Regions from separate parts of the Mus musculus genome. Here all the other regions are linked to region 1. Evidence: chromatin contacts called from ENCODE Hi-C or POLR2A ChIA-PET data. All regions are on one chromosome and are shown on one strand. The core of a region is the stretch at or near the end of the contact, and the rest is flanking DNA. Distances in the headings are between cores, read along the strand shown.

Region 1 (3,301 bases), core at 514-3,013:
AAAGGAGCTAGGATGTGGCCATACCCCACTCAGGTCCCGAATGCAGAGAGATATCCTTAGATTTCTGGCCCAGAAGATGGGTTTCTCTTCATCCCTTCTTATCCCTGGAGTGGGCTTCTTTTTCCTCCCAGCAAGGTGAACATATAATTCCAAGTTTTCCTAGTCTTAGGAGGAGCCAGTGTGGGCAGCCAGGTGGGCTGGGCAAAGATGTGGTCTACTTGTGGGTAGAGCTAGAGATTCAAAGATGTTCTCCCTCTCCATCCCCCGGGACGGGAAAAGAGCGGCTTGGTACTAGCCCAGCCCCGAGCAGCCCTGGTCTGGCTGTTCTGACCTCCAAACTCTCCGGCCTTCGAGGATGGAGCCCGAAGGTTACAAATCTCCCTCCCTCCCTCCTTGACAGCAGACGCTAGGAACCATAACCATATGGCGAGGGACTTTGAGTCCCAAGTCAAAAGTGCAGTTTCGCGGACCCCAGCAGGCGATTAGTAAAAGCGGAGAATGACCTAAGCATTTGAAGACTCCCGAGACCACTTGCTTCAGACCCTTCCTGCTTCCCATTCATCTTTCCTCCAAACTCCCTTGGTGCTAACTCCGAGGCCAAGCGTTTCTTGACCGAGATCAATGAAGTTAGGACTTGACTCGGCGTCCGGGGCTGGGACAAACGGTGAGTTCCGCTAACTAGTCTGCGGCTCCGAGGTCGATAGAACCCGGCAGGAAGGCAGAGCCGAAGAGAAGCAGCGCTCCGTGCATGTGCGTGTGTGCATGTGTGTGTCTGTGTGCAAGAAAAGAATTTCAGGGAGGGCAGCCAGTCCCAGGACCTCAGTTGCTGCAACCCAGAGAAGAGCGAGGGGCTGGGCAGTGGGCTCTCAGGGTCCCCGGATATGTTTCCCCAGAATTGTGTTCTAGGTTCCAATCCTGACTTGACAGCGTCAAGGCAGAGGTAGGTGAGAGATGTCCCAGTCCCGGGTCCGGCCACCACCCGACCCAGTTCCTCTGCAGTGAGGATACGAGGGACCCAGAATAAGCGGCAAAGTCGAGCGAAGTTTGGAGACCAGCGGGGTAGGCAGAACGGCGGGCTGGTAGCTGGGCTGTCCGGACTCTGCACCCGCGACCTGCCGCCCCCCCCGCAACGCGCCCGGGCGCCCCTAGACGCCTGGAGTGGAGCGAGGGAGCGCGCGGGAGAGCGCGTGTGTGCGGGGAGGGGGTGGCGTGATGAATTGCAGCAGAGAAATCCCATTAGATCCGGGGAGATGATTAAAGGCGAGGTCTCGGCCGGGCGCGAATGGCGGGAGCCGCGGCGGCTTCCCGCCCGTAGAGCCCGCGCCCCGCCCGGCTGGGTCGGCGCCGGGGACAGCGCAGCCGGCGGGACGTGGTGCTTGGGAGGAACAACAGGACGCACGGAGCAAGGCGCCGGGATGGTCTTGCTTTCCTACCCCTGGGAGTCCGCGCCCGCCCCCGTCCTGTGGCCGGACGCCCGGGTCCCTTACCGTGAGCCAGGAGCGCCAGCAGCGAGGGCAGGAGCAGCAGGGCTGCTGGGCGCATGGTGCTGCTTGCGGCCGCGCCCCGGGTCGGGGCCGCGGTAGGGGAACTGGGGACTGGGAGAGGCGTGGGCGCGGGGGGCAGAGCCGGTCCCGGGGAGAGCAGCGGGGCCGCCGCCGCCGCCGCCAGCGCCTGACAGAATCAGCACCACGGCCAGCGCCTGGCGTCGGCGCCCGGGATCGCCGCGCGGGGCTGGGGGCGGGGGCGCAGGAGGAGCGGCTTACCGTAAAGTCTCAAGCAAAGGCGCAGAAGACCCAGCGGCAAGAGAACAGGCTTTCGAGCCCTGGGGAAAGGACTGCCCTGCTAATGTGGCACACAGCCCCCGCCTTCCCGAGCTGCCCACGCCCAGCCAAGCTTGCCACCCTCTCCCGGGTTTGTAGCTTACCAAGGTGTCAGGTTCTAATCGGATTCTCCATTAAAGAGAACACCCCCTCCTCACCTCTCTCTCCACCCCACCTTGGTACCTGACAGCTACAAGGGTGATCTGGAAAGATGCACATCAGTGAGGCAGCTGGTGAGGCCCGCCTGCCCTTGTGGCAGCTCCATCCTGGGCCGATAATGAAGACGGCTTTTGAACGTACAAAGGACAATAAATTATTACTTTGCGCTCAATAAATGCCAGGGCTCCAGGCAGCTGCATCAGCAGCAAACTGTGCTCACAGAAAAGCTTAATTATCCTGATATTATAGTTAAAAGCCAGTGGCACTTGTGTCCTGGGGAGACATTCTCCACTTGGTAGGGGGCAACCTGGGTCAAGCTGTGGGGTGCTGAAGGCAGCACCCTGGGTCCCCATGTAGCCATGGGGTTCCAGACCTTGCTTCCTCTATTTCCTCTGTAGAACAAGAATAGCCACAGGAACACAGATCTTTTATGCCAATACCAGCTTCGGTCTTGGAACTGACGAAGAAAATGGGATAAGCATGAATATCAGGGGTCTTTATGACTGTTTTAGTTTTAAATTTTCATTTTTTTTTTTACCAGGACCTGGCACATGATTCCATACTTGATAGATAGGGAGGGGCTCTACCACTGAGCTACACCTTCAACCCACCAGGTGTAGCTGATTGTTTCAGATGGAGGAAAACTTGAAGAAGGGGCAGTAACCCCAGAGTAGTTGGAATAGTCAATAGCACAGAAAAATAAGATCCCATGACTTTGTGACCTGAGGAACCCCAGTAAGCCATGGGCCAATAACAGGCTAGCCATAGCTGTGCAGAACTAGAGGCTATTATTCAGACCCAAGGGACATGGTTAGGCTTGTTACTGAATTTCAGTGGACTCAACAGGACACAACCACGTGGCTGATGTTAATATCTGTAGAGGAAGAAGGAGGCCCTCAAAGGGCAGCTTAATGTTGAGTTCTTTCCATGTGAACGTGGGTCAAACCCCAACAATTTGTCCACAGCACTTCCCCCATCTCATCCTGGAAGCAAGTGACTTCTGCCCTAAGTTTCATTCCTAGGAGAGTCTTTCGGTCCTTACAGTCTTCCAGCTTTGCTCCTTTGATGCTCTGTAGATCCTTTTGTGGGCTCTGGGGAGCCATCTTGCTTGCTGTAAAGAATCCCAGGCAGCAGGTGGCATGTGGAGTTATCTGGGGAAGATGCTGGGTGAGGATTTTGGACAGTTGTCTGGTGAATTGGAAGAGAAAGGAGAGTAGCAGAAGGGATGGCAGGTAGGGGAGCCTTTGAAGAAAAGATCAGAAATGTGGAGAAGCCAGGAGAGAGGGACGGAGGAAAGGGAAAACAAGACCTGCCCACAGAAT
Region 2 (3,322 bases), core at 634-3,133, 35 kb before region 1:
CTTCCATGGGGAAGACTGTTTCTCCGGATCTCAGCATCCCTTAGTAGGTCCCTCTTAGTGGTCTTTGCCGGGTACTTTGGCATATCTACAGTTGTTTTGTTCAGCTCACGTTTAGGCAGTCACGCTGGTGAGGCTTTATTAGGGTAGCTTCTAAGAAGTACTAAGTACTAAGAAACATGATCAGCAGGTCAGCAAGCGACTTTTTTTTTAAAGGATTATTTATTTTATGTATATGAGTAGAACACACGAGAAGAGGGTATTGGGTCCCATTACAGATGGTTGTGAGCCACCATGTGGTTGCTGGGAATTGAACTCGGGACCTCTGCAAGAGCAGTCACTGCTCTTAACCACTGAGCCATCTCTCCAGCCCTGCAAACGACTTTGGGACAGTGGGACGGATGTGAGAAAGTCACACTCACTTTCTTGGAAATTGGAGGTGGGATTGGCCACTCTGGTTGCTTTGGGAGTTGTCGTACCATTTATGACCACACAGGGGCAGCAAATCCCATAAAATTGTCTGGTAAACCCCAACCCTTAGGCTAAAGCCCAGGAATAGCTTATAAAGAGGGAGTCTGGCTTGGGTCTAAGAGGTAGAATGCCTGGAGCAGACAAGGAGAAAAGTAAAAAGGAAGGCTTGACTGTGCCTCTGTGCCTTTATTTTTTTTTTTTTTCTTGTCTTACAACTCTTTTTTTTTTTTCCATTTTTTATTAGGAATTTAGCTCATTTACATTTCCAATGCTATACCAAAAGTCCTCCATATCCACCCACCCCCACTCCCCTGCGCACCCACTCCCCCTTTTTGGCCCTGGTGTTCCCCTGCTCTGTGCCTTTATATGAACAGACAAAGGGGCTGCCTTTGGGCAGATGAGCTACCAAAGCTTGAGTTGACTGTGACTCAGTTTTGAGGCCTTCCCCACCTGTCATATACTTAGTTGCTATGTGAAAACAAGAAGAGAGTTTTGAGGGCTTGACCAATAAAAGGCTAGTTGTGACTGGCCAGTGGAGAGGGCAGTGCTTAGGAGATGGATTCTGGGGTCAGACTCCCTGGGTTTAAATGCAGACTCTGCCCGTTACTTCCTACACTGCCACCTTGGGCAGGTTACTTCTTTGCTCCATGCCTCGATGGTTTCTTTGTTTAACCGGTGATTTAGAGCACTGCCTGCAGCGCTGGGGAGGTTAAGCGGGAGGCCATATGTGCAGTGCCTGCACAACGCACACACCTACCTCTGCCCCGTTTCCCCCAAAGCTGGTTGTTAATGTTTGCCGTTGCGAGTAGGAACAGCTTCTTACATTTGCTGTGCTGTCTAGTTTCTAAAGAGCCCCTTCTCGCCTAGTACCCATCATACACGCGGAAGAAAGAAGGTAGGGTAGGGGCTATTGACCCATTTTAAAGATAAAGAAAGCTGAGGTTGGGAGAGACTGAGGGTCAGAGGGCTTCTGACCCTTGTCATACTGTAGAAGTGTGGTAGGGTAGGGATTGGAGTACCTGCCTGCCTCTCGAGGTCCTTTGCTTCCTACCTGGCCCCAGTTAATATGGGATCCTGGCCGGTGGAGTCAGAGACACCTGAGAGTGACAGTCCAGGCTGGCCTTGGAGCTGGTCCAGCAAGTCACTGATTCTCCCTCGGGGAGGATAGGGAGGACTGCACCCAGCCTGGGGATGAGGAGGAGCTGACTCCCTGGGAGCCATAGGCCAGGTGTCAGACCCAGCACCTGCGCTCTCATCTTCCCCGTGAGTCCCAGCACAACCTGGGGAGGGAGTGGGCTGGAATCATGTGAAAGCAGGGGGCTGGTAGCATCGAGAGGCACCCCCAGACTCCATCGTGGGTAAGTGCCACTTCCCAAGATGAGCTTCCTATTGCCATGACAACCAACCGTTCCCAGGGAGTCTGCACCACCACAATCTGTTGAGTTATTTTCTTGCTGGCGGCTGTTTCGGAGCCAACTCCAGTGCCAGGAATGCTTGGATGCAGGAGGGAGGGGCCTCCCCGGCACTCTGACTCTCCACCCGGACTAGGGGACTGGGACCCGGCCAGAGGAATCTATCCAGCCACAGGCCTGTGTGGAAGCTCACGACTGTGCCCTCTCCTTCATCAGCTTGGACAGCGCCTGCCTGCACAGGTGCAGGCGTGTGTTCCCAGGCCCTCCCTCACTCTCCTGGCACCCTCTTTCTCCAGCCCACGAGAAATGCCCGTGAGCACACGCTCCTCCTGTTCCCATCTCTGGGATCAGGGCTAATTACAGTCTATAATTAGGGGAATTACACTCATTAAGGAAAGAGCTGATCATTGACAAAAACTGGGCAGAGGAGGGAGGGCCGCTGGGACAAAGAGCAGGAGTGGGCCAGCTCCCCTAGGCTCTCCTAGGACTCTGCTCCCCCTGCTAGGCCTCCGGCCCTGTTGTGTTCTCCCACTTTTGTCTGGAAGCACAAAGAGGGAACTGGAGTTTTGTGCAAAGGAATTTGCAGCAAGAGAAAAGGTTACTGTGGCATGAAATTATGCCTGCTGCTGAGGAGGATTGATGAGCCATTAGGGAGGCTGGAGGGGCCGCCCAGATGGTCATCCCTGCCAGGGTGGGGACCTACCACTGCTGAGGGCCTGGACAACCTCTGCCCAGCATTAAGGTCCCTGCTGACAGAGGCTGCTCCCCCCAGTTTGGATGGCAAAGCCTTGACAAGATGAAGAGACAGGGTCAGAGCATTCCTAGCTCCAGGATGCCTGCCCCCCCCCCCCCATCAATTCTTCCCCCCTACAGAGCTGCAGAAGTGGTCTATGCCAGCGCAAGACAATGTCTTGATTGTTCTTACCAATTATCCCCCTGTTAGCACGTGCGCGAGGGGGGGTGGGGGGGTCTGAATTAAAGTTAACCTGTGCAAAGGACGGAACAGACTTCCAGCCCAGGGAAGGGGTGGGCAAGAAGGAACCCTATGAGGAAGCTCCAGCTTCGCCTCGCTCCGCATGCATCCTGCAAGCCGAGTAATGCTGGTTTCCGTAGTGGAGGGCATGCTAAGCACCTTTTTGCTTTACTCAAACGGTAACTAACTTTGAAGCATAGATGGTTTAGCCTTCCCAGTAGGAAAGGGAGGGTCAGGCAGCGACTACAGAGGAGCAGAGAAGGAAGAGTGGCGTTTCTAGCCAGCATGGTAGCTGGGGCCTGTAATCCTTACACCCAGGAGGCCGAGGCCCTAGTGCTGTGGTGAGTTTGAGGTCGGCCTGAGCTATGGTGTAAGATAAGGGCTGTGAGATGATTCATCGGTGAAGGTGTCGACTGCCAAGGCTGAGGACCCGAGATCAACCCCTGAACCTACATGGTAAAAAAAGAAA
Region 3 (3,694 bases), core at 180-2,679, 37 kb after region 1:
AGTGGTGTGTTTATGATTATAAACAACCAACCTCAAAAGTTAGTGTCTAAAAACAAGCATTTTATTTTACTTCATAAAACTGGGGAATGCTGACACAGCTTGGCTGTTGGGTCACGTGCCATGGACTGGGTCAGGTCATGGGTGGTTAGTTTGTCTGGACACAAGGTCCAAAATGGCTTCTCTTCCTATGTGTGACTTTTCTCATCTCTCTCTCTCACAGAGTGGCTGGACTTCTAACATGTTGGTTCAGGGTCTAAGAACGAGTGCTTCAACACAAGAAGATGTCCAAAGGCTTGGGTCAGAAAGAGGGTAGCAGTCACTGTATTCTATTGGGCAAGCATGTAATGGGAAAACCGACAGAGAACTTGAGGCTATCTCTAATCTGCTCAAAAAAAATGAGGATAAAAATACACACACACACATACAAAAAAAAAAAAAAATCCTGAGAATTTAATGAGATAATGTATTCCGAGGCAGATTTACCAGGAAGCTAATAAAACTTCAACCATGGGGCTCTCTAATTGAGCGGTCTCTTCGAAGTCCTGCCATCTAGTTTTGCATGACTAATTTTTTCTTTTTTTTTTTTTTTTCTCTTTTATTTTTAGTGCTGGGTGCTAAACCCAGGACCCCGAACATGCCAAACACAAAAGTCTACCGCTGAGCTAAGCCTCCAGGCCCCTTTCCCCTTTTATCTTAAAATGGACCCCCAAAGTGTATAAGAATCAGGACCTGCCAACCCTGGCTCTGTCCCCAGTGCCTGTAACAATCCCCATTGAGCCTGCTGCCTGGCACAGAAGGCTTCTCTGCACATGGCCCCTGTGTGTGCTGGCTGGTGCCTGGTTCCCCGTGTGCCTGAGGACAAGGTTCTTCCTCGCACTGTCCTTTCCTGGATTTTTTTTTTTCCTCTTCAGGATCATTTATTGTCCTTTTTTCAACATGAAAGTAAAACACACTGAGAATGATTTCATAATCACAAAACTGCCCTCCCAGTTGGCCCCTGCATCTACCCCCTGACCTCGCCACCCACCAGGGAGGAGGGCCATACCCTGGGCATCCTGCCAAGTTCTTGGCTGGCCGGGTAGCTCTCTGGAGGAAATCAAGCTGCAGAGAGGGAAGCCAGCAGGGGGAGGCAGCATTCCCGGGGCCCAGCTTGGTCTGGGAGGCATTGAAATTCCGGGCAAAGTCCTGAGACAAAGATCATAATGAGACAGGAAGGTGGCATGGGAAGGCGCCATTTGCATGACAATAATTGAGCCAAGAATAGCAAACTGGAGGGATGCAAGGGTGAGGCTAGCAGCTGAGCTGGGCGAAACCTCACAAATCAGTCCACCCAGCTCTGCTCTGCAGGGGGAGGCGGAGGCTGAGCCCTGTGCCAGGCTTTTTGGGGAGGGAAAGAAAGACAAGGACATGAGCCCCAAGGGATTGTGGGAACTCTAGTTTAGCTGGACTTTGCCTCCCTCCTCCCCCTGTAGCCTGGAGGTGCCTTTGTTTGCCTTCTCTTCAGTGGGCTTTGTGGCATCATGGCTGCTCAGACAGATTTCTGGGATGCTATTGTGATTGGAGCAGGCATCCAGGGCTGCTTTACCGCGTACCACCTGGCCAAACACTCCAAGAGCGTCCTCCTGCTGGAGCAGGTACACTGTGCCTTCTGCCCTTCTGCTATATAAGACTGTCCCCTCTTCTTTCCTCTCCTAGGGAGGGCTTTCCAGAATTTTTGGGCTATAAGTGAAGCCAAACGGTCAGACATCAGGAATTCTGTGCACTTCGTAGCTTCGTAGCCACTTCACGTGGATCTTGACAATGCAAAGAAAATTCCCACCCTTAAGTCCACGTGAGGTTTCTTGGTATACTCTTTTAAGTCTCTTAGTTCTTGCCCCGGATCAAGAAGTGTCCCACTTCTTTTCATTCTTGCAACCCTGTCTTGTCTTTGCCCACATGGTTGATACAACCAGAAAAAGAATCAATTCTGCTCTGGGTAACCTTAAATAAAGACAGTTTTGCCTAGAGGCAAAGGCTGATGTACCAGCTTTGGAGAAAGCTGCGTTTTCTCAGCTGCTCCTTCCAGAACCTAGCAGGAGCTGCTGTTGAATTCTTCCACCTTTGGGTAACAGCGACCTCCTCACTTGATGCCCGGGAACTAAGACACAGGTCGTCTTTCCTTAAAGGAAAAGTGATCACATGACTGCTTCAAATGAGGGTGGCACTGGGACCCTGCAGGGCCCCTCAGGGGTGGGGCCTATGCAATCTGTCAAGTTGAGTTTTCTACCCCTGTGGCTTCTTCCTTTCCATTCTGCCTTGCAGCTCTCTGAGCAGGTTACCACATCCTGGGAATTGTCTTCAGTTCCTCTGTTTTCCCAAAGCCCAAGGGATTTCTGTTACAACCTGCAGGAAAACCTCCATTTTGCTTCACCCCGCACCCCCCTAATCCTAAGATTGCTCCCTTATCCTGGGTACCTGAAGGCTCAGTGAGATGACATCCTTTTCCTGATCCGGAAAACCATGGGGCTCGATTTGCATAATCTGGAAGGTTTTCTGACTCTGCTTTTCTAGGCATCTAAGCAGGGTGTGAATTCAGTGGGATAATAGAAGGTTATTAACAAATGGATGGGTGGCTGCCAGGGCTATTTACAAAAGGAAAAATTTAGTCAGTGCTGAGGTACTATTGCTAACCAGAATGCCTGGCCAATCAGTGGGCCTCAAGGAGACCTGGAAGTATGGAAATATTTGAAAATATCTAGGCCTGGCGATGAGCACCTGAAAATCCCAGTTGCTCAGGAGACCAATGTAGGGGGATTGCAAGCTTAAGGCCTGCCTGGGCTACATAACATGACAGTGACTCAAATAAGAAATAAAAAGAGGTCTAGGGCAATAGATAGCTCATCTGCAGGGCACCTACTTGCCTCCTTTGTGCAAGGCCAGAGGTCTAGGCCCCAGGATTAGAAAGGAACCATTTGAAGCCTAAGATGGCTCCTAAAGAACAAAGGGAAGGCTGAGCCAAAGGGCAGTGACTTCCATTGTCTTTCTTGTCTTTCTTGTCAAGTTCTTTCTTCCCCATTCCCGAGGAAGCTCACATGGACAGAGCCGCATAATCAGAAAGGCTTATCCAGAGGACTTCTACACGATGATGATGAAGGAATGTTATCAGACATGGGCCCAGCTGGAGCGTGAAGCCGGAACCCAGTTACACAGGTGGGCGAGGGAGGAAGACCAGGAACACAGGGGACCCATCCCTCCAGGTGCTTTGAATGTGTGATGCTGTAAGGTGTGAACTTGAAATGCAACTGGAGGGACACAAGCCCAGGAGGGAGGTGCCAGTCATGTGGAGGCCTTCTGCTCACTGTCACAGATGCTGCTGGCCTCTGTACCTTTGAGTTCCAGGCCTGGTTAGATCCTGTGACCAAGGCTCTTACAGGTTGTTTTCTGAAAACTTAGAGGATGACCATGGACAGGTATCTAGAGCAGGCCTGCGCAAAGCCTTCCAGAGCCATCTTATAGGGCCTGCGTCAAAATCTATATAATTTTTTTGTTTTTTGTTTTTTGTTTTTTGAGATGGTTTCTCTGTGTAGCCCCGGCTGTCCTGGAACTCACTCTGTAGACCAGGCTGGCCTCGAACTCAGAAATCTGCCTGCCTCTGCCTCCCAAGTGCTGGGATTAAAGGCGTTAGCCACCACCGCCCGGCTAAAATCTATATTCT

What was found. Hi-C counts contacts between places; a loop is a spot of excess contacts on that map. ChIA-PET counts read pairs that join two places held with the same protein, here RNA polymerase II (POLR2A).
Region 2: a map of left cerebral cortex shows a loop between it and region 1 (3-fold over the local background). The contact joins the enhancer-like site here to the promoter of Sez6 in region 1. A Hi-C loop is called at or near these places in 3 of 37 maps with a recorded cell type or tissue (left cerebral cortex and mouse trophoblast stem cell). POLR2A ChIA-PET finds 5 or more read pairs at or near these places in 1 of 5 experiments (embryonic stem cell).
Region 3: a loop to region 1 is called in a map of left cerebral cortex, with 2.5 times the contacts of the local background. The contact joins the promoter of Pipox here to the promoter of Sez6 in region 1. A Hi-C loop is called at or near these places in 5 of 37 maps with a recorded cell type or tissue (adrenal gland and left cerebral cortex). POLR2A ChIA-PET finds 5 or more read pairs at or near these places in 4 of 5 experiments (Patski and embryonic stem cell).

What each region holds. Positions count from the first base shown.
Region 1 is chr11:77,929,301-77,932,601 of GRCm38, reverse strand. Sez6 (seizure related gene 6) reads right to left here and starts at 1,763. Exons shown (of 17, transcript NM_021286.4): 1 at 1,488-1,763. The coding sequence starts at 1,542.
Region 2 is chr11:77,964,494-77,967,815 of GRCm38, reverse strand. All of the region lies in intron 4 of Sez6 (seizure related gene 6), which reads right to left. Among named protein-coding and RNA genes, the nearest start is that of Phf12, 17 kb to the left of the region's middle. Within about 2 kb of position 1,883, at least 1 of the 3 ENCODE cell types and tissues checked has a DNase peak (open chromatin) inside an H3K27ac peak, as active enhancers do; it is left cerebral cortex, where a contact is called at or near this core.
Region 3 is chr11:77,891,607-77,895,300 of GRCm38, reverse strand. Pipox (pipecolic acid oxidase) reads left to right here and starts at 1,429. Exons shown (of 8, transcript NM_008952.2): 1 at 1,429-1,634; 2 at 3,041-3,189. The coding sequence starts at 1,521.